Linked DNA regions of Homo sapiens: region 1 is linked to region 2. The links are chromatin loops, found by intact Hi-C in ENCODE. Cell type or tissue: endothelial cell of umbilical vein. All regions are shown on one strand. Each heading gives the region's core, and the rest is flanking DNA. Links, peaks and the distances in the headings are about the cores only. Region 1 has its middle 12 kb from the start of TRP-CGG2-1. Region 2 holds the start of LOC105374989 (a long non-coding RNA gene).

The links. Hi-C counts contacts between places; a loop is a spot of excess contacts. Peaks named below come from ENCODE experiments on the same cell type or tissue, not always from the same donor. Only the 100,000 strongest peaks of a DNase experiment are listed, where the experiment ranks them.
Region 1: a loop joins it to region 2, with 17 times the contacts of the local background. A loop is called at or near these places in 92 of 110 quality-filtered maps.

The regions. Positions count from the first base shown.
Region 1 is chr6:27,074,550-27,085,333 of GRCh38, reverse strand. It overlaps the pseudogene VN1R11P. Among named protein-coding and RNA genes, the nearest start is that of TRP-CGG2-1, 12 kb to the left of the region's middle. RefSeq lists a silencer at 6,499-6,578. In endothelial cell of umbilical vein, for the core only: a CTCF peak has its summit at 6,241 (motif pointing right); a DNase peak (open chromatin) is centred at 6,313; H3K27me3 peaks cover 138 bases.
Region 2 is chr6:26,602,414-26,613,197 of GRCh38, reverse strand. It overlaps LOC105374989 (a long non-coding RNA gene), which reads right to left and starts at 10,465. Exons shown (of 2, transcript NR_187833.1): 1 at 9,607-10,465; 2 at 6,537-8,542. In endothelial cell of umbilical vein, for the core only: a CTCF peak has its summit at 5,648 (motif pointing left); a DNase peak (open chromatin) is centred at 5,627; H3K27me3 peaks cover 788 bases.

The DNA.
Region 1 (10,784 bases), core at 1,491-9,490, 470 kb before region 2:
CTTTTGAAATGTCTCTTAAGTCTCTTGTTATCTATAAAGTTTTCACTTCATTTTTATTTTATCAAGTATTTTTCCAAATGGCTTGATGAGATCCCTTACTGCCAGAACTATACATTCTATCCAAATATGTATTTTGGTTCCAGTTTAAGAAAAATTGAAACCAAGTTATTCATTTAAATTAATGCAGAACCAGATTATTTTTTAACTCTGATAATAGAGAGACTAGACTGATAACATTGTGGGAGTGCCAAGGCACTAAAAAATGATGTCTAGAAACAAGTCATAAATTGCTATCTAACTTAATTTATTTATATATTGAAGAGAGATACATTTACATGTTTAACAAATCAGAAAACAGAGAAATATATAAAATAAAATTTGATTTACTATGCCTCCATTTACTTAGTTTCTCTTCAATCAGGAATAATTCTTATAGTTTTTTTTTTATTCTTGCAGGAGTTCATGATGTAGATAATTCCAAATTAATTATATTATTATATTGCTTTTTGAATGCTACAGCTTTCACATTGCTTTTGTTTTAATTGAAAAAAAAAAACCTTTGCGTATCATTCCGTGTCAATATATTTTGAACTCATCCACTTCTTCATAAGTACCATAAAATCCCTTTGTATGAATGGATACATATCAATATCTTTAAATAGCCAAAAATAATTCCTTTTGCTAGATATTTTGTTGTATTTTTAAAATAATGTATCATAATGTGTATTTTTCCTACTCCAATTCTTAAATGCGCAAGTATATCTGAAGGATTAGGCCCTAGACATGGAATTCCTGAGTCAAAAGGTGACTGCACCAGTAATTTTGATAGATTTTACCAGATTGTTCTACTGTTTTTTACTCCTGGAAGCCTGGTGGTGAAAGAGCCATCATAAATACACAGAATTTCAGCTGCTTTTTGAAGGGTGGAAGGATAGAGAATAAGATCGCTGAGTCTCTCTAGGATTTCTGTGATCTCTTGCATTAGATCGGAGCTGCTGGTCACCAGGTTTGTTGTATGAGAATTTATCCTTATATGTTTAAGCAATTCTTCTTATTTTAAAAAATACACAGCACAGCAAAACTAGCAAGTTTATTTCAAACTTGCTTACTGAAGAGATCAATAAAACAGACATTTTCTGAAGTCTTACTGAACTTGCCAACATTCAGCCACACATCTATCTCTGTGAATCAGCACAAAAGGGCTGAGAGTTGCATAACCAAGGGTTAAACATTCTTGAATATTTGATATTATGAAATTATTCTCTAAGGATAAAGTTAAATATAAAGAAATAATACAATCTATCCAATAAAAGAAAACAAAACAGATCATCAGAAGGAGAACACTTTGAGCAGCTCTTATCTCAGGGGGAGTTTTGTACAGAAATTTGGAGTTCTGAATGTGAAGAACATGCTTGTGATGCTGGTGGAGAAGAAATACTATGTAGCTGCTGGCCCAGCCCATTAGACCCTGAAACAGGGCATCTTGCAAGACTATCAGTGTGAGAAAAATCCGTCTTATTACCGATCTCCCTGCTAGAAAATAACAGTAGTTATCCTTTTCACTAATTTGTGATCTGTTCATGTTGCTATTTGTGATGGAATGAAGTAAGTTTATGGTTATCAAGGAACTGAATGTCCAAAAAAAAGAGAAACAAGGGAAGGACTTGTCATGCAGACCTCAGCTTGAGCCTCCCCCTCATGCAGGCTCTGGGACTGATGGTGATGGCCTGGACCACAGTGAGGAGACTGCTGGTGCAGATGGAAAGGCCTCGAGCCACCCTCTCCAGATAAGCAACAATTTTACAGCCTGTATCATCTAGGAAGTTTTTCAAACCAAAAGCTGCTATTGTCTTGGGCATTCCTTTGGAAAATAGAAGTATGATATTTGTAAAAGCTAAGTGAATAAGAATAAAGTGTAAAGACTTCTTCTCAGTCCCCCAAAAGAAAATGCACATATAGTTTACCAAAACCAAAACATTCCCCACAATGCCAAGTCCAGTTAGAAACAGGAATATTGTTCCCTTGATAATATTCAAAGCCATTTCTAACTTCATGGGCAGAAAATATTTAGATCAAGGAAACACTGTATGAAGAAAGTACCAGTTATGATGATATATATGTATCTGCAAAAAAATCATATCATAGCACATTTCTAGTGGATAAAGGAAATCATAATATATGTAACAGAGCAGATTTTTGTCCAAAGAACTGTAGTCCTTTCCCTGTGACACTCTTTGATGAACATACCATGTGACCTTAAATGTCATCTTGGAAGAGGATACAAAAATCTAAATTTGGGAAACAGATTTTGTTTTCCTGATCTCCATAGCTGCAAGACCAACTTGCTTGTTCAAATTCTGATATATCCCACATATTTTAAGTCTCAGCATATGCTGAATTGAACTAAAACAATTCCCCCAACCTGAATGTCTCCATTTTCTACTTATTCTTAATATTCCTATCAGCCAATTTCAAAAACCTGGTGCTCACCCTTAACCCCTCTACCTCTTCCACATTCAACAGACAGACACTCATAAAATCATGTTGTTTCAACATCTTTAACATTTCTCAAGTTTAACAATGTTTTATCTTCTGTGATACTTCTTTTATTCATTATGCCTATATGTCTATCATTTTGATTAGTATAACAATTTCTGGTTTATCTCTTCTTATTTTCATATCTTTGATTTATATTCCTTAATATTTCTGAGTTGTCTTTCAAGACCCCGAACTGAATCTGTAATTTCAGTACTTACAAGTTTTCAGTGGGTTTTCCAAGTACTCCATATAAAGTCAAACTGCATAGCATTTCACTGTAGGACCTCAAATGTTAATGGTTAATCAGCCAAAGACCTTCAGGAACAAGCCTGTTGCTGAAAAACAATGAGATACATGGACTGGATGTAGCCAGAGAAGGTGCTCTAGAGGAACCATAGAATGTCACTCTACAAGGGCATTTAGGAGAGGTCTGAGTTCCCACTGATGGATCTGAGGGGCCCCTAAGCGGAGTTGTTGATGTGTTGATGTTTCTCAAGGGCCATTAGGAGAGGTAGATTAATTAGCTATTGCATACTGTCACGAGATGAAGGCAGTTTATAAATTAGAGATCTCTGATGTCTGGATATACAAGGCAGGTTGGGGCTACATTGGTAAGAAAAGAGTCATCACTCAAATGGTGCAATTATGGCAGTTTACAACTGCTGTGTAACCAGTGAGTCCAGTTGACTCTGTAACCAGATCTACCTGTGTCTGTTCTCCCAACATTGGTAACAGGAGAGCTACTTTGATCTTTACCAGTCCAAGCTAATTTTTACTCTTTTTGTCTGAACAGGATTTTACTCTTTCACAATCAACCTCTCCAATCTCACTTCTTTTCCAGAACTTACATCAAACTACAAATAAATCCCCCAAAACAAAAGAAACCAGGATGTTTGATCTAACCTTTCTATAAGCCTTGTCCCCTTTCATTTTCTACTAATCACTAAGAGATGCCTTAGATTTATCTTAATTTGTCTTAAAGGTCCCTGGCAGTGTGAACTGCCTGAATTTAGGCTTGTACTCAGGTCTTATACCAGGAAACTTTATAACTTTTGGAATATTAGTTATTGCTTTTCTGCCTCAGTTTCCTCCAGTGCCAAATGAAGAGACTAACATCTATATCAATGCATTAAACAAAGCATTACATGATCTGAACTGGATAGCCTATAGTGAAATGAACTACAGGCTTTAATAACAAGAAGAGCAGTATGGACTAATAGGTTTGGAGTAAGAACTGGTTACATATTTAGTCAGAAACCTGGAATTTGTCAAAAATGAATGTCCTGCATACACTTCACCACCCTGATGTCCTTATCAAATATTTTTATGTTTGTTTCTTCTTATCTTTTTCTAGGGTTTCACAGTTTTCTGGCCCTCTCTTCATCTTCCCAAGGTTCCAAAGCTCTGATTCAGATTAGAGATTAGCTTCTGTAATACTAATAAGACACTTCCATTTTTTTGACTGAATAATAAGAAAAATATCAGAGGAAGGAAGGGTGACTGGTCTTCCAAGTTGTTTTTGGAATCATGATTGAAAACTATTTGAAAAAACATGCTTCACATTCAGATAGATGTGTAGTGCTCCATCCAGTTCTAATACCTAATAGCTTAGGCAGGTAAGGAAGTGCACCCATTTCAGCTCCAGTTTTCTCAACTGAAAATGAGATTAGTGCTCCCTGCTACATAATGCCAGGGTAAATTTACAGGGTTACATCAGGTTATACTTACTTATAGCCTGGCCAAAAATAAAAGTGGAAAATTTCTGAAGAGCAAGTATGATTTTTAATCATAATGATTGTTAATAGATGCTTCCATTAAACTGGCATATGGTTAATGAAGTTGACTTCTGTATATGATACAATATTATATATTGGATTAGGAGACTTTAAGGATGGATGCAGAAAGAAAACCTTCAAGATATACACACACACTCTCTCTATCTCTTTCTTAATGAATTAACTACTTAATAGGTAAAGACAAAGTTGGCCCACTTGCAAATCACAGAAATGCACCAAAAACGATATGAAGAAATTTGATGAAAGCTAATAATGCTGATAGAGTTATAATGCAGGTGAAAATGTAAGCCTAAAAATGAGTTTTTTCTAGAAACCTGAAAAGCTTTTTTATCTTTGTGATTTTTGGATGAAACCAAAGAGGGAACCTTATAGGAAGAACCACCCCGGACCTCTCTTACAGTACAAGATCCTGAACACTGGGACAAAGATGCTCAAGCATTTCTAGGGTCATCTTCTGGAAATGGTCCCCTTCATGTTTATGACCCCAGGTAAAGATTAGATGCAGAGTCAAGGTCCTCTGGCTCACATAAACTCCCTTGCTTAGTCAAAGAACAAAGCAAGATGCATACTTCTGAGGGAAATATTATATGGCATATGTGAATAAATAAAAGAATTGTCAGGTCTACTCACCTTGGTAGCTATGGTGTAGTAAAGCTCTGGGTTAGTCCTTCTGGCAAGGTAAGGCTCCCCAAGCCATGTTTGTGCCTTCTGGATTTGTAGAGTTCTTGGTTAACAAACTATTACCAGGACTCAAATTTTCAAAGTTGTTTTTCTGTCAGGAAGACGGAAACCCTCTGCAGGATCCTAGTCCCTGAAGTACATTTTCCCCTCTGTCTCCACAATTACGTTTGTTTGCCTCAGGAGTTATTTCAGTCTTAATTGGGGTTTAACTATTGCAATAGAAAGATGTACAGTGAAAAAGTAAACAGCTAGCCAAGTTTCTGTATCCAGGGTTTCCCATTTTTCTGGCCCTCTCTTCATCTTCCCAAGGTTCTAATGTTTTGAATAAAAATGAGAACCAGGTCAGAAGACACATAATAAGTCACTTCTTTTCTTTCTCAAGGCTTTCTTTATACGCAGGGTTATGATAGATGATGACCAGCCCTGGAGACTCTGCTTTCTGAGCTTATCCCAACCACAGGCCTGGACAGGACGAGCGTCACCTTGCTCTACCGATGAACGTTGGCAGTTTGCAGTCTTTGCCATCAGTGATTGTTTTATTCTTTGTCTGTGAAACAACAAATGGGACTGGAAAAGCAAAAGAACCCTCCATTTTTATGAGCTAATCCTGCCTTATAAAGCTTCATAATACTTCTTTAATTCATTATACCCAAGAATGATCCTTCTATAGGTTATTCATTCTGCCCTCAAAAAATGACCTTTCCAGACACTAATGCAAAGGACTATACATAAATGGTGACACAGGGTTGAGATTAGAGGTGAGAATGGAATTATTTTTCTCACTGAGCTGGGCTGTGAGGCAGGCTTCTGGTCACTGGTCTTCATTCAATGTGACAGTATCCTCATCTAGAGGTGCACCTGGTTCATATCAGATGCCAAATTACTTGTGCAATAAGTGAGCAAATAGCCCTTTGAGATAAGTACTCTTTTCATCCCTGATTTTGAATGAGGATATTCAGGCACAGAGAGATTGAGTAAATTGCCCAGTGATACACAGATAATGAATAGCAAAATCAGGATTTGAACCCAGATAATCTAATTCAGGTCATGTGTTCTATTGCCCATTGTTTTGCATGTGTCTTTCTGGGTCAGCCTCTCTTGCGATCTGTTTCACTGTCTAGGAGAGGTGGCTAACCCAGTCTCAGTATCAATCCCATCTTGCACAGACTCTGTCTCCATCTTTTTCTCTGCATCCTGGTTGTGTGTCCTTCAGCCTCTCCTTCTATTTGGAGTAATTGCCACATGGTGGCAGTGTTGTAGGACTTTCTCCTTAGTTCAGCTAAAAACCGGGTTCTTGTCACATAACCAGGAAAGATTAGGCTTGAGGATGCATAGAAGGGTGAGAAAAATGGAATTTATTGCGCGAAAAAGGAAAAAGAAATACTTTCAGCAGAGTGAGAGGGAGGCCTGTTAACCTGCTCCTGCCCCACCACACAGGAACACAAGAGGCTGGGCTCCTCCCCTCTGCAAACCACGCTAACTTCGTGGCTCCACCCCCTTTTCCCAGTGCACAGGTGGGTCGGAGGTTCTCTGGGGAGCCCTTTTTACTCGGCTGTCTCAACAGTTTCGGGGTTTACATGTGAACTTTAATGATTTCTGGCTGGGTTACATTGGATGGGCAATATTTGATGAATTACTTGGCCTCTCCATTGCTATACTTTTTCTTATGTAAAATGACATTGAAAACAAGATGCAAGATGAGCCTAGAGAATCTTGTTGTGTCAAAAAGTAAGAATGAGCTCAAAGAATGGTGAGAATCTGTCAAATAGGGAGCCAGCTTGAAGGGACTCCCTCCAGCCAAATTTGAGAAAATTTGAGAATCAAACTGAATAATGATTTTAAATGATTGTTACCTATTGGATACTACAAGAATCCATTAGTCCACAATTAAAATGAATAAATGAGGGAGAAGGAAAAGACCTAACTTTCAATGAAAAAGCAACTAGTAAATGTAAAAGAAATAATGAAATTAGAATATCACCACTCGATGACTATCATAATAATAATTTCTTCAGGAAGGAATCATCAATGGGTGCTAAAACTAATAGGTGGAAGTTTAGGTGAGCAGGATATCAATATTGCCTCAAAGTGTCTTCCCCAAAGATTTACTAATGACAAAGAGTAAAACAGTAACATTACACTGAACACCAAATAGATACCAGTAGACACCAAGTGATGGCAGCTAACACTGCCTGGGATGAAACACACCAACAGCACGTGAGCCTTGACATCATGCGCTGAGAACTCATAATAAATTCTACCGTATTCCTGCCAAAGGGGTCACCCTGAATCTAATTACAAGGAAAAATCAGAAAAACTCAAATTGAAGCACATTGTAGAAATGTCTCAAGCTTTTATGACAACAACATCATAAAATACAAAGAAAGACTCAGGAACTTTTACTGGATGAAGGAAGCTACAGAGAGATGACAACTGCATATTAATGTACCATGTGACCTTGGATTATCTTTTACCATAAATTGTATCACTGGGACAATTGTTGAATCTAAACATGTTCTATCAAGTGAATAGTACCATTGTATTAATATTAATTTCCTGATTTTAATCATTGCACTGTAGCCACGTAAAAGAATATTCTGCTTTTAAGAAATAAACCCTGGGGTAATTATGATTAAAACATCAACAACCATGACAAATGTTATGTTAATAATTTCAAGAAAAAATATTTGGCCAAAAATGTGAATTGCTTAGTAAGATACCATTCATTGAATACATTAAATCCTGTAAAACAACACTATTTATTATTTTTAATATTTCCATAAGTAGTAATACTAGAAAACTCTGAATGGGGGAGAAAAGTAGTAAAATTAGAAAACCGAATTGGGGAGAGAGTGAATATGACTGAGGAGAAAGAAAAGATAGTAGAGTTAGGGACTACTAAAACTTTTTAAATTATTTCAATTTTTTTTTCGTTTTTTTTTTTGAGATGGAGTTTCACTCTCGTTGCCCAGGCTGGAGTGCAATGGTGCAATCTCGGCTCACCGCAAGCTCCACTTCCCAGGTTCAAGCGATTCTACTGCCTCAGCCTCCTGAATAGCTGGAATTACAGGCATGAGCCAACATGCCCTGCTAATTTTGTATTTTTAGTAGAAATGGGGTTTCTCCATGTTGGTCGGGTTGGTCTTGAACTCCTGGCCTCAGGTGATCCACCCTCCTCAGCCTCCCAAAGTGCTGGGATTAGAGGCGTGAGCCACCATGCCCGGCCTATTTCAATTTTTTAAAACAAGAAACAGGTGTGGTAGACTATAGACATTCGTAAAGCCTGTTGGCTGTTCATGGGTTTCCAATATCGTTTCAGGTGAATGGATAAACAAACGGTGGTATATCCATACAGTGGAATACTATTCATCAATAAAAGGAAATGAGGCATGAAGACACAGAAAACACGGGGAAACTTAAATGCATATTGTTAAGTGAAAGAAGCTAGTCTGAAAAGGCTGCATACTATATGATTCCAACTATATGACATTTTGGAAAATGCTAAACTATAAGGATAGTGGAAAGATCAGTGGTTGCCAGGATCTAGGATGGCAGGAAGAAGAGAAGGATGAACAGGTAGAACACAGAGGACTTCTAGGGTTATAAAACTATTCAGTATGATCCTGTAATGATCATTGTATATTTGTCAAGACCTTTATAATGTACAACACAAAAAGTGAACACTAATGTAACTATGAACTTTAGTTAATAAAAATGCATCAATATTGTCTCATCAACTGTTGCAAATATATCACACTATAAGGACGTATATGGGAACTCTCGTACTTTCTGATCAATTTTTTTGTAAATGTAGAACTCTAAAAATAGTCCAGAAAATTAAAAAAAGAGATAAAATGGAAGGTATTATCTAGAAAGTAGCACAGATGTGAAAACAATGGAAAACATTTTTAAAACACTTAGAACTTGCAGGATAGGAAGAGGCAATATTTACAAAGATAATGGCTGATAATTTCTCCAAACAAAGGAAAGATATGACTTCACATACACAGAAAGCACAACATATTCCAAGCAGATCAAATAGAAAGTGATCTCACCGGACACACTGTAGTGCAATTAACAATACTAAAGACTAAAGGAAGATTTTTAAAGCAACAGGAAAGAGAAAAAAAGATTGCTGAAGAAATAACATTCAGATTGCCATAGGTTTTTGAAACCACAAAGTGAAAGTCCAATCTGAGAAAAAGTGTATCTTCAAACTGTTGAGAGAAACATGTCAACTCAAAAGTTTATACAAAGAAATGTCTTGGTTCATTTTCTGTTGCTATAACAGAATACCTTAGACCGGGTAATTTGTAAAGAAAAGAAGTTTATTCTGGAGGCTGGGAAGTCCAAGGTCATGGGACTGGCTTCTGGCAAGGGTTTTTGTTCTGCATCACGACATGGTGAAAAAGCAACACGACAAGAGAATGTGGATGAAAGAGGGAAAAAGAAGCAGGCTGACTGGTTTTATAACAACTCACTCTCATGAGAACTAACCCAGTTAGCCAGAACTGCATGAATCTCTTCATGAGGGCAGAGATAACCCAAATACCTTCCACCAGGCCCTATTTCCCAATCCTTCCACTTTAGGGAATTAAGGTTCCAACATGTGAACTTTTGGAGGATACACTCAAACCATCGTAGTAAATTTGTCTTTCAATAATGAGGATAAAATACAGTTTAAGGGTGAGGGAAAGCAGAGCAATATTGCCACTAAGAAACTTTACTATAGAATCTTTAAGTTTGTACTTGAACAACAAAAACATAACCCTAGAAGGGATAAGCTGTAAGAAAAAAATGAAAAAAAAAAATCGGGAAACATATAAGCCTAAGCAAATATTGCCTGTATAAAATAATAATAATAATAATAATAATAATAATAATAATAATAATAATAATGATGTCGAGTTTTGGGGGTTGAAAAAAGCCAGAACTAAAATAACAGATAAGAATAGTTTAACAGATGACAGTAATTAGATTTAAGCTATTTAAAAATATTGTAGCTGGGAATGATGGCTACAATAGCAGGACTTTGGGAAGCTGAGGCAGGAGGATCACTTAAGCCCAGGAGTTTGAGATCAGCCTGGGCAACATGGTGAGATCTTGTCTCTACCAGTTTTTTTTAATTAGCCAGGTGGTCTAAAACTAGCCTAAAAAAAATTAGGATCATTTAAGTCAAGGAGGTCAAGGTTGCAGTGAATCCTGATAGCACCACTGCACTCCAGCCTGGGTGACAGAGAAAGATCCTGTCTCAAAATATGTGTGTGTAAACATATGTTAATGCTTGGAATATGTTATAAAGTAGATTAACTTTACACTTTGTAAAGTTAACTATTAATAATAAAATTTTGATAGTAAGCACACAAAGAATAGATAAATATATAGATTAGTAGAAGAAAAATTATTCACATGAGTAGAGCAATAAGGGGAAAAATTAGCAAAATAAAAAATCCAATTAAAAAGACAGTAAAGAAAAAAGATAATAAAAAAGTAATAAACTCAAATGTGGGAAAAATACAAACCAAAGAGATGTTAGAAAAAATTCCAAGTATATCAGTGCTGGTATAATAACAGGTTGCAGCCTAAGCAGCTTTAACCAGGAGCCACTAAACCACTAGAAACAAACCTGTAATCTGACAAAATCAGATTAATGAGTCAGGTAATGGAAGGAAGATGTTTGAGAGGAATCTTGAAACGGTAGCTCTACAGAAGAGAAGAGAGAAGTACATTTTATAAGGTTTGAGTTACTGCTGAAAGATTCTGAAGAGA
Region 2 (10,784 bases), core at 1,781-9,780:
TAGCCAGGAGGTCACCCTGCAGGAGCCTGGTGACCATCAAGATTGCTTCCCCTGACCTCATCCAAGTGAGCCAGTTTCCAGTACCAAAGCCGACTTTGAGCTAAGCACCCTTAAAGCTTCCAGACCCTTATGGCACAAAAAATCAAACCGAGGCCCTCAGAGAATGCAAAAAAATGAAAGTGGAAGACCCAATATTCCCTGAGCCAGGACAGGAAAACAAGTCTCCAGGAGACCAGATATTCACATTCAACTGTGATAGCCAATGGGATCCCTGTTTATTTGGTGCCCGAGTCCCTTGAAGCCAAACCTCCATTCCCAGAGCTCAGATGACCACTAGAATAAGTCTCATCATCCCTCCAAGAGCCCCTTGACCAGCATATTCCCAAGTGGTCCCCTCAGCTCCAACAGAAATGACATTGGCAGCTCCTACAGCTCTCCTGGAAACATTTCAAAGACAGGGAAGAGAGGAGGTCCCAGTTTGCAATTTCACATCCCTCCTGATGTCTAAAGTACTCATTATCCTCTTCCCCTAAAAAAGGCACAGAAGAGCTTGAACCCAGGAGGCTAAGGTTGCAGTGAGCTTAGATCATGCCACTGAACTCCAGCCTGGCGTCAGAGCAAGACTCCCTCTCAAAAACAAACAAAAAGGCACAGAAAAACATCTGTCCACACTTTGCTGTATAGGGATTAAACAATGAGGTTCAGGCTGCAGACACTCCCTCACAGAAGAAAACAAAGCAAAACTCAAGGAATACATCGCCCACATCTGTTAGTTCTGGGCCTCATGAAAGCAAAACTTTGCTACAGCCTTCTAAGCCATAGGGGGAGGGTATCCTGTCTTCAACTCCCCAACTTGGTTATGCAGTCACTGCAGAAAACTTGGACAAGAAAGCTGCACTCTGGTAGGTCAACGAAGTCATAAAGGAGCAGACTGAGGCCACCAATGACTATCCTGAGATTGTGCCTGCCACTCAGCCCATCCTTTCTGTCACCCTACCTGCTGCTGGGACTGCACCATTTCCAACTACCCCTCCATTTGGGAGCACTAATCCAAGCTGGAGAGCTTGAAAGTGATGCAGAATACCCCAGGCCCACTGGCCTTCCTATAGTCCACTGGAGGGATAACCTGTGTGGCTGCTTTGCCTCAGGAGACATCCAGCTTGCTGACCCCTTTGGTGTCCTCGAAGTCAGAGACACTTCCAGGCACCTCTTCAGACTTGAGGCCAACAGTCACTTACTCCTGGTTGACTCCTGCTTCTACCACATTACTCATCACTGACCCCACCAAGCCACCTCTGACCCCTCAGGCTGACAGGTCTGCCAAGTCCCCAACCATCCCTGCTCTAAACCAATTCCTGTAAGCATCCCAACCCTTAATTCTCCTACATATACAGATCCTTCTGGATCTTCTGATCCATCTATATTTAGGCTAGTATAGAAGCCCAATCTAAAAGAAAGAAAGAAGGCCACTTGGGTCCCACACAGTCACCTGACAATGAGGCCACTGGCTCAGCGTTTGATAGCACAGCCCCATGAGCCTTCCTTTTGGAGAAATGCCAATCCTAAGGCACTGGTGCTTTAGGATAGGTCTGTCTAGCTCAGTCAGGAGTTCCATTTCTGGAGCATTCATCAGTGAAGCAGGCCCTAGTAGGACCACTGGTGCCATCAGTCTTTTGGGGTATACTTGGTCCTGAACACCCAGGATCCTTTATTCAGGGCACATGATTTTCCTTCAAAGGAGACAGCACCACAGAGTAAGCCTGGGTTTCGAAACCTCTTCACTGCTGCCTCAGTCAGAGTGTCCTGCTTAGAGTGGGCCTGTTAAGCAGCAGAAGTGCCCCTAGGGAACCAATGCCCCCTGACTAGGGTTCAGTGGGAGAAGGACCTGTCAGAGCACCAGCACCTTCATTTTCCATCAGTTTGGGATATAAGACAAGAGCTCAGCCACAGCTGCAAGCCCAGAAGCAACAACCTTTGGGAAATTTCCACAACTTTTCTGCCCATGCTATTGACACTTCTCTTTTTATTTTATTTATTTTTTATTTTTATTTACTTTTTGTTTTTTGAGACAGCATCCCTCTGCCACCTAGGCTGGAGTGCAGTGCTGCGATCTCAGCTCACTGCAGCCTCTGCCTCCCAGGTTCAAGTGATTCTCCTGCCCCAACCTCCCAAGTAGCTGGGATTACAAGCGCCCTCCACCACACCCAGCTAATTTTTGTATTTTCAGTAGAGAAGGAATTTCACCATGTTTGCCAGGCTGGTCTCAAACTCCTGACCTCAAGTGATCCACCCAGCTCAGCTTCCCAAAGTGCTGGGATTACAGGCTTGAGCCACCGCGCCCGGCCGGCATTTCTCTTTTCAATATGTAAGCTCAGATAGGAGTCTTACCTTCCTGCTTTTCCCTGGGAATATGCTTGCCTGAAGAAAAGGGAAGATAGTCTTTCCTCACTTGCATCTTGGGGGTGGGAAATTGCATTTGCCTTTAATCTTTCCCTTCCTTGGTCTGGCTTTAAAGTGTGGTTTTCTTCCTCTGGCTTTTTTTGATGGAGTTTCGCCAGATTGGCCAGGCTGGTCTCAAACTCCTGGTCTCAAGTGATCCGCCCACCTTGGCCTCCCAAAGTGCAGGGATTACAAGTGTGAGCCACCAGGCCCGGCCCCCTCTGGCTTCGTAGGGAGCCTGTTTGTCCACATTTCACTAGTTGTTCATACACAGTCCTTGGAGGAGCTCTAAGAAAATCTTGAATCTAGCTTATCCTTGGGAAACATTGATCATCCCCTGAGAGACACTGTGGATGCTACTCCTGCTGAATGACTGCCTCCCACCAAGTCTGCACTGTCCCTTAGAAAGATAATACTCAGACTGGGCACGGTGGCTCACGCCTGTAATCCCAGCACTTTGGGAGGCTGAGGCAGGTGGATCACCTGAGGTCGGGAGTTTGAGACCAGCCTGACCAACAAGGAGAAACCCTGTCTCCACTAAAAATGCAAAACTAGCTGGGCGTGGTGGCACATGCCTGTAATCCCAGCCACCCAGGAGACTGAGGCAGGAAAATCACTTGAACCTGGGATGCAGAGGTTGCGGTGAGCCAAGATCATGCCATTGCACTCCAGCCTGGGCAACAAGAGTGAAACTCCGTCGAAAAAAAAAAAAAGAAAAAAAAAAACAAAAAAAAAAACAAGAAAAGAAAAGAAAAATGATGTTCCATCCCCATCCTCTCTCTGCCCATTTAGCCTTAAACACCTAGAGGTTTAAGACTGTTAGCCTGGAAAACATCAGTCAGATTCCTTGCTCCTTGAGAAAGAACCTCTTAGACAGTTTTCCTACAATTTTGGAGTGGGCCGAATGCCCATTGCTGCTTACAGCTGTCACCTCCCCTTCCTTCCCCATTTGTTTTACTAGACTCATCTCTGTCTCCCCTGGTTTGCTTATGAAAAGCCTTTCTCTTGTGACTTTGTCTGACATTTGTGTATATTTGCTCTTTGAGTTGGAGGAGGAATTGACTTGCATGAAAGATGATAAATTAGTTTTACACTGCCTCCATAATAAATCACCTCAAGCTTGGCAGCTTAAAACACCACCCATTTATTATTTCACAGCACTTTGAGCTAGGAGTCTGGGCACAGAGTATTCCAACTGGGTGCTCTGCTCAGGACCTCACGAGGCCAAAGTCAAGGTGTTAGCTGGGCTGGACTCTTATTTGGAGGCTTGTAAAAAAATTCTCCTTCCAAGATCGTTCAGATTGCTTGCATTTTTCAGGTTCTAGTATTCTTATAACTAAGGTCCTTGACTCATGGACTCCTTTATCTTAAGGCCAGCAATGGCTTGTCAAGTCTTTTTCTTTTTTCAAATATCTGGTTTCTCTTCCTTCTGCATCTCTCTGAATTCAAAGTTCTCTGCTTATAAGGGTTCATGTGATTAGATTAGACCCACCCAGAAATCCAATATGATCTTCCTATTATAAGATTCACAACGTTAGTTACGTTTGCAATGTCTGTTTTGCCATGAAATGCTGCACATTCACAAGTTACAGGGATTAAGACTTAGATATCTTTGAGGGAGTCATTCTGTCTACCAAAGATGGTATGTTGGTAAGAACTGAACTTTACTTCTTAACATATTCTGGGGCCAAGTTTTCAGGATAAAGAAAGCAGCACCATTTTATGTCTTCAAATACGAATTTCTGAATTGTCAAACCATGCATTGATTTTCATCAGTGAGGGTTTAGGAAACAGAGGAAACAGGGAAGGAATAGGGCATGGCTGACCCTTGCTTCTTTCTTCTTTTGGTTCTTGTCCATCTTTTTGACCTCAGTACAGCCTATGTCACCCCTAGTGTATGTTAAGAATTCTGAATAATGAACATACTTTGGAATAATTTTCTTTTGTTTTGAGATAGGGTCTTGATCTGTTGCCCAGGCCGGAGTGCAGTGGTGCAATCTCGGCTCACTCTGCCTCCCAGGTTCAAGTGATTCTCCTGCCTCAGTCTCCTGAGTAGCTGGGATTACAGGCATGTGCCATCACGCCTGGCTATTTTTTTTGTTTTTTGTATTTTTAGTAGAGATGGGGTTTCACCATGTTGGCCAGGCTGGTCTTGAACTCCTGACATCAAGTGATCTGCCCGCCTTGGCCTCCCAAAGTGGGGGGATTACAGGCCTTCACCACCATGACTGGCCTAATTGTCTTTTTAACACTTAAAGACCTTTCTCCTAACTTAGAATTATCCCCCATGCCCATACTCTCCCAAATAGGACAGGCTTGTTAGCTAGGTGGCAGCTTCCTGGATCATCTCAGCTCTGTAACCAATGAAAATTCTAAGTTTGGATGGGGCATATTTATTTTCACTTTTACCATTTTGATTTTCAAAAAAAAAACAAGAAAAACATCCCAAGAACATTGAGGTTTGTTCTCTGTCCCTGAAGAGCATATATCCTAGTTGGTAACAAAATACCATGTCTTCAATATGACTGTAAAAACCTAGAAGTTTGTAATAAAGCATGAATACTAAAATAACTACCCAGAGGTCTATAACTGAGGTGTACATGATATAATGTAGTCATTTGGAGGACCTGGAGATTCATCCAGTCTGCAAAGAGAAAAACCCGTGGGGAAAGACTTGGGCCTGAAACGGTGGGCAGGATTCGGATAGACATCAAGGAGAAATAAATTAGTCAGCAACTCAAAAACCACGTGAGGCATTTCAACATGAAGTTCATATAGGGAATGCTTGCTCAGGTTTTAGAAATCTAAAACACAAAAAGGTAACACAGAGTTGAAAACTGCAGCAAACAGCTCCCACTCACTATGGTGGGGAATAAAGGAAAGGAGTTGGTATCAGAAACTAGAAAGTGAGAAGAGAGATCCCGGCATGTGGGCTTAGACCTCTGAAGAGAAAGTGCATCCTGGCTGCCGTCAGTACCTCAGGAGCTCCTAGGATTGGGGTCTTGTGGAGCTGAGACTCAGTATCTGAAAAGGAGACACTTCCTAGATGACCCTGGCACCTCTGAAGGTGCAATGAGCCTGGGTCTGCAGGCACTTTTCAAAATCTGGAAAGTGAAACAAACTGTTCTATCACTGCCAGGGTGAAGGGCTGTTGCCCTATAATAAAGTAACAGAGAATGAACAGGCTCCTGGGGCCCTCTAGTGTCAGAATCTAACAGGGAACCGCAAGCAAAAGAGAAATATGTTTTGCAGAGCCCAAGCCCCACATCTCAAAGCCCAGTACTTGAGGGTGGATTCAGGGCTGGGACACAATCATGTGATAACTGGCACATATGACAACTGGCATCATTTTTATATTGAATTTGTGTGTTTATGTGAGTTTTCCTACTACAAGTTACCCCACTGCAAGAAGTTTTAAAAGTGTTATTTCCAGACCTTATTGCAGAGGTAAACTTATACCTTTACATGTTTGTTGCAAAGTAAATTGAATAGAAATTAAGAAATGATTAAAAATTTCTTATAAAATTCCTTTTTCCCTGCGCTTAAGATCCAAATCTGAACTTCAGAAAACCTGGACTCTAGATCTGCCTCAGTTACTGGAATATGTAGTGCTCATGCAAATATATACTGCTTATTCCCTCACACAACCCTAAAACCAGCAACACATTGCTTTACCCCATGGTCCTCAATGTTTCTTCCCATATCCCAAATTATCATGCTAATTTTGGCAATATACAGATGATTTTTTAAAAAAAATTAAATTGTATTAGTAAACAAGTTATTTTGACATTTGTCTAAGAATTATAATAAACACAATTTATGACATAGAAATATGACCTTTGCACTTCCAAATTTCTCCAAATGCTAAACTGCTCATGTCAGACTTCCACTGAAGTTTTTGTTATAGAAGACCAGATAATAACAATTACTATACTTATACTATCTCTTCTAGGATATAATGGAAGCACTAAGATTTAAAATTCTATCAGGCTTCCATTTGATCCAATTTTATAACTACTTAACTAACATTATTTGCATTGAATAAGAGATAATTCAGAATTAGTTGACACAAGGGACCAAAGAATTCCTCACTATGGTTTTGGATCTTTGGATTGAGTTTTATTTGAAAGCTCAGCTAACCCTAAGTGCGGGTCACATCTACCTTCAGGGTTTTCAAATGGGAGGGGAGGAATACAGCAATTAGGAGAGAATAACTTGGCATTGTAAATGGAGAGTGTGTTAGGTCCTGGAAATCACTTAGGAGAACAAGCACTTGGGGAACATCCATATATACTCTCCAAAGAAGGGCGAGCAAACAGAAGTCTTTGGAACATGAAATGCCCCTGGAGTTCATGAGAATGTTTGGGACTCTGACTGTGAGATGGCAGAACTATGCTTGAGCCAGCCATTCCACTTTCAGGTGGGGGAGACAAGTCACTTGTTCTCATCAGGTACATCTTTGTAGTATTTCTATCGGACTTTATTTCCATTTAAGGTGTACTGAAACTTCTGAAGTCTTCAGATTCAGCAAGTCTATCAAAGTCAAAAGGCTTTTTGGAGCAAGATCTGGATCAGAATGGAATCGTTCTAGGGAAATCATTTGTCTTTTATCCTAAGTTTCTTCAGGTCCTCACAGGACAACTATGGATTCTAGATTTCTGAGCCCACCTAGCTTAACCTTCCTTAGTGATCTGATATTCCAGGGAAACATATTGTCCTGGGCCTTTCCAAAGTGGCCCTGTTAGAACAGGAGCATGTGGATCCTCTTCCCAAAAGCTGCATGTGATCTTGGCTTCAATATACTTTGTTGGTTGTATGCATTTTATGTTCCTTTATATATAAAATATAAAATAAATATAAAATGCATACAACAAATTTTTAATTTTTTAAAAAATAGAGATGAGGTCTCACTATGTTGGCCAGGATGGTTCTGAACTCCGGCTTCAAGCAATCCTCCCACCTTGGCCTCCCCAAGTGCTGGGATTAAAGGCATGAGCCACAATGCCTGGCTCATTTTATTTTCTTATGTAACTAAGTTTTTCTCAGCAAGCAGATTCGATGACCTCCAGTTATCATAATTTTTCCTCATGGGAACTCATCTGGCATTGTGAAGAACAAATAGCACTTTCAGGATTTTCTGTAAGACGTTTGGCCCATTTTCTGTAGAAATGCAACTTTCATGTGCATGGCTCAGATCATCATCTATTTTGGGACATTTTTTTTCTCCATATTAAGTGGAGCAAACATTGTCCAGACTTTCATTTCTTTCTGTTGTCATGCCGCTAACTCTGCTGAAGACTTTAAAAGTCACTTCAAATTGGGTGTTTTCTGTGTGCATAGATTCTTTCCAGTTTGTATATATTTAATATGATCTGAAAGTGCTTCTTCTATATTTTTTTCAGCCAGTTCAGCATGTTTAATTTCTTTTTCCTCCAAAAGGTTTCCAAGAAACACTTGAGGTCACATGATAAATCAGTTTCTCCAATGATTCTTTTGATGAATCATGAAAGAATGTCCATTTTCTTTAAAAAAAAAAAAAAGGGGGAAAAAAAAGACTGTCCATATTCTAACTTATTGCTTATATACAATTCTAATTTACACCATCCATATTATCCTCTCCAAGTATAGCAGCTAGATTGGTCAGCTTTATCCACTCTTGAGAAACTTGATATAACATTCCTTATCAGTAGCATTTCTTGCATATGCACCATAGAATCCTTAGCCAAGAGACCCACTGGCCTTTGTTTGTTTAATGGTGTGTGTGTGGGTGTGTTTGCACACGTCTGTGTGGTAGCACTGAATTCCAAAGAAAAAACTAAACAAGCCAACCAGAAGTCCAACATGGAATATAGTGATCCGTAGAAAAGGGCATTCTACATTGAGCCACCAACCCAAATCTCTGAAAATGGCAAATACAGAATTCTTGGTCGTAAAATAGATTATGAGGTTTGTCTATTCCTAAATAATAGACATTTACATCCTTCCTAACTGGTATCTTCATCCAATCCCAGGGAGCACCTCCTCTCAAAACTCCCCATAATTGCTGTTGAAAGATCTATCCAGTTTCTTTTGTCTGTTTCAGCCTAGGTTCTCAGAGAGACATCTTTTAAAGACAAAGATGGATATATCAAAACTCCAATAAGCCATTCCAAAATATCATAAACAAAGAGGCCACCCTAACTTGCCTGTTTAATATTGCAAACCACATACCTCCCACTCCCTGGTCCCCTTACCCTGCTTGACTTTTTCTTTGCTCCATAGAACTTATTACCTTCAAATAGATACAATTACTTATTTGTGTTTATTATGTGTTTCTCCCCAGCTTGAAAAATCCACCCTAGTCTCTGCTGTGTACTGTTGATGTATCCGAATGCCTAGAACTGTGCCTAGCTTTTAGCAGACACTCAATAACTGTTAGTTGGGAGACTAAACGAATAGAGGACATCCAAGAGTCAACAGTTCAAGTTGAGGACATCATCCTAATGTAACCTGACTCTTGGGCTTAAATGTCACTGAAAGGACTAGAAAGACAAATAGGGTAGTGAATATCACAACATCCACCCACCCCCTACCCATCATCGTACTTCAAAGGTCAACCCACATATGCTTAAGAAAATGAGAAAAACAGGAACAAATTTAGAAAATCCTAATATTCAGAATAAAACCCAGAAGAAAATGATTAGAAGGTATACATACTGGAGAATGAGAGGAAGGCAGAAAGAAAAAGAGGAAGCAGGAAGACAGGCAGAAAAGAAATAAAATCTGTCACCAACTTACTCTTTAAAACACAAATATAAAGTATGATCGCAATTTCAGGCTCGCAGTTTGGTGGACAAGCACTAATGTATAGGAGTTTCTGGTTTCATGTCCTGGTGTTTGGCCCCTTACTTTCCCTTAATATTTGTATCAGATTTTCCATTAAATGGTTTTCCCCTCTGCTCTTGCTGGTGTCTTTCTCATTTAATATATTTCCTTCTATGCAACAGCCTTCCAGTGGTTTCTCTCTCAACTGAACTATCAGTGAAAACTTCCTTATTGAACCGAAAATAAATTCTTTCCTTTGATTCTACTCATACTTATTTTGCAAAACGCACCAGTCCCGCGTCCTGCTCTCCACCCAATTAACACTCTTATGTTCCTAAGAATAATATCTGTATTATTACAAACCTCTGTGTTTTGTTGTTGTTGTTGTTGTTGTTGTTGTTTGAAACGGAGTCTTGCTCTGCCACCCACGCTGGAGTGCAGTGGCGCGATCTCGGCCTACTGCAACCTCTGCTTCCTGGGTTCAAGCAATTCTCCTGCCTCAGCCTCCCAACTAGCTGGGATTACAGGCGCCCGCCATCACGCCCGGTTAATTTTTGTATTTTTAGTAGAGATGGGTTTCACCATGTTGGCCAGGCTGATCTGGAACTCCTGACTTCGTGATCCGCCCGCCTCGGCCTCCCACAGTGCTGGGATTACAGTGTGAGCCACGGCGGCAAGCCTATAAACCTCCGTTTTTAAAACACATTAACATAGCAACAATGAGAGTCAAAAAAAGGGAAAACATTTTTCCAATACACGGAGAAGTAGCCTCCTTTCTAATGTATTGTTTAGACTGAAAAAAAGTAAAATAACCTTGTTGGAATGGAGATATTCCACCACATTCATTTCTGTGGCACAATTGGTTAGCGCGTTCGGCTGTTAACCGTAGGGTTGGCCGTTTGAGCCTCGGGTGCCGGAATTTCATGAGAAACGGTATTTTCTTACTTCAGGGATTGTGTCTGGCAAATTAAATGAAAATCCAACCATTATTCTTCCCCTGGTGTTCCTTGGGTATTTTCATTTCCTTGTTTCTTGATTAAATTTACCAAGCTCCTTCTAAATGCCAGTAGATATGAAAGCAATCCCATGTTTCTGAACCACTTGTTTTGTTTCCAAACTCCATCTCTCTCATGTGCTGGTCCATCCAGTAGAGTCCCCACAGCAAAAAGCAGCAGAAGTCACTCGGCCAAGGTCTTGCAGAGCTTGCCCCCTACACTGAGCTGGCGTCGCCTCTACCTGAATCAGTTCCTTGGGTCAGGCTTTGGACGTCACAATAGAGCACGAATAAAAGGGGTGGAGACCTCTAGCTAGGTTTCCACCTGTATTCCTGTGACTGGTATTTTCCTGTGACTGGTATTTTCCTAAATTATCAGACTCTCAATTTTTTTCTTGCTAACAAAATAAATACCAAAGATGGTCTCTCTTAGACTCTGCAATTCCGCTTCTGACAATTTTTACACAATAGCTGTATTTGTACAACTAAAATTGACTCATGTCAGCATTATTCTTTTAAACACTTAAAAGAAAAAAAGATTAGAAGA